Linked DNA regions of Homo sapiens: region 2 is linked to region 1. The links are chromatin loops, found by intact Hi-C in ENCODE. Cell type or tissue: IMR-90. All regions are shown on one strand.

Region 1 (2,500 bases):
CTGTCAAGTTCTATTTGTTTTTTTTAATGTGATGGAGTTTTTGGTGTGTGTATGTGTTTAGTGCTGGGTGAGAAAAATATCTTATATCCTAAAATACTAGTTGTAATTATGCACAAATAGTCATCAACTCAGAATTTTATAGAGAAAATATAAATCTTAACCATCATTTAGCCCAATAGTTATAATAATGACAGACCATCAGAATTATCTAGAATTGCATGTGTGTATAATATGATCTTAAATTGTATCATATGTATATGTATGTATAGATGTTGCTGAGTTTCATTCCTGGAGAGTCAGTGCTAATTCACAAGGTATGGAGAATGACAATGCAAGGTTTCCTCTATGAGCAGCCAGGTTGGGAAACCATTTACGTTACAAGTTCTGTAACTTTGCATGAGGCAACTGAAGCCTGTGTAGATTGACCAACCTACCACTTATCATACAGCCATCAGATACTATAGTCAGTAATAAACCCAGGCTTTCTGACTCTTGACTTTTCCCCATAACCGAGGTTTCTTCTTCAAGATGTTTATGAGACATTGCTAATCCCTTGACTATGACTTTGAATGTCTAACACTTCACTGATACTCAGCTCTTGTTTTTTGTCTAATAAATAATTATTTATGCTGTTGATTCACTACTTATCCTTTAAAAGTAACATGATATTGCATTTGCCCATAAAAATAAAATTGTTAACACTTGCTCCCTTTCATTGGAAATGATTTTCACATTTTATTGTTTCTATTTGTTAACACTTATCTTCTAACTTATGGTTTTTCACTTCAAAGTTAAATTATTTAAATCTAGAAAAAATTGTTTATTAAATTCACTTGTTTAACAATTTCAGAAAAGTCAGCCAATGAATTGTTTATTGAGAGGGTTGTTCCCTCCCTCCCTTCCTTGCTTTCTTCCTTCCTTTCTTCCTTCCTTCCTTCCTTTCTTCCCTCCCTCTTATAATCCCCAGAGGAAATGGCAGATGCGAATGGCTGAAATGTAATGTAATTGACTTGTCTCCCTAGTTTGTGTATTACTGCCCTCTGTTGGATACAATTAGGTCTACTCTAATATGTTAGACTGTCTTGCCCCCTAGTGGTTTGTGCAGAAGACAGTAATGAGGACATTGGAAAACACTGTGTGAAGGATCAGCTAATTATTTATTTACTTTTAGATAAGTACAATTTGACAAAAACCTGATTTTATAATAACTGATTTAACATGTAACAACTCACCTTGCTTGTGTCTCAAATTTCATTTATGAACAAATCAATAGACTAATTACTAAGTTAGAGAAATATGTTGCTATATAAGAAATATAAAATTTATGGTAACTTTTAATGCACAACTCAATTTATCACTTCATTAATTGGAGACTTCTAATGGGCCATTTTCTGAAAATTGAATTTATTTCTTCTTCTTCTTCTTTCAGAGACAGGTCTCTCTGTTGCCTGGGTTGGAGTGCAGTGGCCTCAAGTTCCTAGCCACAAGCGAACCTCCTGTATCAGCTTCCTTTGTAGCTGGGACTACAGGTGTGCATCATCACACCAGGCTAATTTTTAAATTTGTTTTTGGAAAGACAGGTCCTGTTTAATTTCCCAGCTGGTCTCGAACTACTGGCTTCAAGAGATCCTTTTACCTCAGCCTCCCAAAAGTCTGGGATTACAGGTGTGAGCCACTGAGTCCAGCCTGAAAATGGAATTTCCTGAACTGGAATGAGTTTTATTCACTATGCCTGAGATTCTGCAAACTGAAGCAGAGACATGCAGCAGAGAATTTTTTTTTTTTGAGGCAGGGTCTCACTGTGTCACCCAGAGTGGAGTGCAGTGGCATGATCTTGGCTTACCACAACCTCCACCTCCCAGGCTCAAGCAATTCTCCTGCCTCAGCTTCCCGGGTAGCTGGGATTACAGGCATGCACCACTACCACCCGGCTAATTTTTTTTGTATTTTTAGTAGAGACATGGTTTCACCATGTTGGCCAGGCTGGTCTTGAACTTCTGACTTCAAATGACCCACTTGTCTTGGCCTTCCAAAGTGCTGGGATTACAGGTGTGAGCCACTGCACCTGGCATGAATTTAAATTAGAAAAATAGAGACACTTTAAGCAAAATTTTTTGACAAAATATGAAAAATAAATTGGCTATAGTAAATTTACTACTATTTCAAAATAAAACATAATCAGCATAATCACCCATTCAATTAATTCATTAGAAATTAACAAACCTAACTTGTGCAACTCTCAGATGAATAAGAAGTAAAAAAGCTCTTGGTTTCTTGTAGCTTACATTCCTTAGATTTGTAGATCCTGTTGGGTTGAGTCATTTCTAAGAATAGATTAATTTTTCCCCCTTTCTCCTATCACTCCAAACTTACTCCTCTCATGGCTCTTATGAATTCAGTTTTTTTTCTTGTTTATCATCCCAGTAATCCATATCTGTATGTCCTAGGTTATAGTACCTGAACCAAGGTGAGCTTTTAATGAATCTTTGTTTTCAGTACC
Region 2 (2,500 bases), 800 kb before region 1:
AGATTAAACATGATGGTAAGGGATAAGATTTTCTCACTTAAGAAAATGCAGTCCACGCAGGACAACTGATCAGGTTCAAATCTTGTCTTTTCCACTTACTGGCCAATATTTACCTCCTTTGAGCCTCTCAGGTTTCTCATCTTAAAATGGCATCAGTGACATTACTGCAATTGCAAGGCTGGGCTGAGTAACTGAAACAAAGCACATGAACCTCCTGGCACCATGACTGGGAGGGGGATGATGCTCTGCACCTGTTCTTTTCACCCCCTTCGTGTTACAAGAAGTGTGCTCTCCCAAGTCCTCTGCTGGAACAATCTACTCTCCATCCTTTAGAGAAAACCCTGTGAATTCCTGCTTCTGTAATTTTGCTTATTATTCCTTCTATCTTGTATATATCTTCCTTCTCCTCTTCAACTCTCCAATCCTTTGACGGCTTCACTAGTTGCTTTTCTGGAGGGCTGGGATGCTTTCCCCTTTCTCATCTCCTTAGTCAGTCATGGCATTTGGTACCCATTGCAGTGCACTGCCTCGTGTTGTTCATATGCATGTGCCTTTCAATCATCTCGATCATATCCCTCCAGCATCACTTCTTTTGTCAGCATCACCTTTTTTGTTGGGTCCTTCATGGTGTCCTTTTAATATCAGCAAATCGAATGTAGTAGATGCTCATTTAATAATCGATATTTGGATTACAAATCATCTCAATGAGTTTAGTAAGTTGCCCTAGAACCTTCCTTACTATGCAATGCTTTGTTAATTCTATTTGGATTCCTTTGCAAAATGTTTGTTTCTTTTAAAGTTTTTTTTAGAAAAAAGAAAGATTAAGTAAACTGTGGCTCATCAAAAAAGGTGCTTGGGAAGATTTTTTTTTAATACCATAGGGTAATACTTGTGTTGTCATGTTAAAATTAAATTGGAGCATGTAAAAGTATGCATATAGCATGATTACAACCACATATTCTATAGTTTAAAACAACTCTGAAACTGCTAGCAACTAAAAAATCAGGTCCAAGCATAAATATGAATTCTTTTTTGGGGCTAGAATAACTATTATTTTCTTTCCATTTTATTTGTAGAAAGAATGTTTTTATGGGCAAAATCATTCTCTGCATGGTTAACTACTTGCTGTGAATGAAGACCTATTCTGCTTCTTTCCACTAGAGGTCACTGTGGTTCTTTAGTTATTTTTTTCCGTTTGGCATCCCTGTTAGCAGGGCTAAAAGGATTCTGTCACGGTTATTATTTTTAGCAAAGTTAAGAGAAATGTTAAAATGATAGTCTCCTTTTTTAAATACAAAGAAACATTTTCCGGAGCAATTGTACTTCTTTTCAGATTTCGTTTTCCAGGCCATAACTATCAGAAACATTTCTATTTTACATTGGCGACCCCAATTTAATTTATTAGCGTGAAACATTATCACTATACCATTTATTCTGCTATTAAAACAGAATTGCACCCATGCTTTCTATGTGTGAAAAAATAGAAGACTAACCCTTTCTATTTCTGGTTCAGCTTTATTTTTTCGAAGATTGTTTCCCAGCAGTACAGAAACATGGTTTCTAGAAGAACTTGTTAGTCATGGAGTATTAAAATCGATTAATGACACATGAGATGTGCACATATAAGCACCATTTTGAAGGTGAATGCAGGATATCCAACAAATTCTACCAATAAACTACTGTGTCTTTAAAAGAATTTCTCCCTGGTAAATTCAGTAGGAATACAGGCTATGTTTTTCTGTTTGAAAAATGATTAAATATTAAGAATTAGAAAAAGGAAATATAGCTCCAAATATTAGTAGGATGCATGCTGAGTGTAACATCATCCAAAATGTCTAAGCAACATGATAACCAAGGTCCTTGGTTTTCCTACCGGAGTCAAGTCCATTTCACTATAAACCAAGAAGCTCTACATTTTATAATGTTTGGAAAACCCTTATTTTTCCTTCTCATTCTCTTTTTGCTATTTGCAGCCTTGAAAAATGGGGTCCCAATCACCTCACAAGACCATATTTATTTTTCATAGTCTGGGCTATTTGGTTCCTGTTGTGTTCTTATTCCTAGGGCATTCTTGCTAAATTCACAGTAATTTCCCCCAATTCAAATTGTGTCTCAATAAATTTCAAAGTTGATTATCCATTATTTATTATGGACCCTAAATTTAGCAGTACTAGAGAGATTTGGATATGAGTGGCATTTTGGAAACCCACCGACCACTCCAGCAATCTACAATATGCTTTGAAAAATCTGCACAACTTTTGCTCCCGTCTTCTGACTAGAATGCACAGCTCCAGTTCCCTAAGTTTGCTGAACATGCTGAGGCCCAGGCTGTAAGCAGCAGATGAGGCTGACTGCAATGGGGCATCCTGCTGCAGTTTGAAGCCTTTCTTTTTCATTTCCTGCAAACCCAATCTCTGTTCTTGCTTTTGGAGGCAACTTTTACAACTGGGTATCTCTAAAGTGGAATAATTAATAATTGTCTTGATACAATTAACAAAAG

What was found. Hi-C counts contacts between places; a loop is a spot of excess contacts. Peaks named below come from ENCODE experiments on the same cell type or tissue, not always from the same donor. Only the 100,000 strongest peaks of a DNase experiment are listed, where the experiment ranks them.
Region 2: a loop joins it to region 1, with 9 times the contacts of the local background. A loop is called at or near these places in 78 of 110 quality-filtered maps.

Annotation. Positions count from the first base shown.
Region 1 is chr12:59,149,149-59,151,648 of GRCh38, forward strand. No RefSeq gene overlaps it. Among named protein-coding and RNA genes, the nearest start is that of LRIG3-DT, 230 kb to the left of the region's middle. In IMR-90, a CTCF peak has its summit at 1,068 (motif pointing left); DNase peaks (open chromatin) are centred at 1,043 and 2,313; H3K27ac peaks cover 224 bases.
Region 2 is chr12:58,345,074-58,347,573 of GRCh38, forward strand. No RefSeq gene overlaps it. Among named protein-coding and RNA genes, the nearest start is that of LINC02403, 260 kb to the left of the region's middle. In IMR-90, a CTCF peak has its summit at 1,163 (motif pointing right); a DNase peak (open chromatin) is centred at 1,198.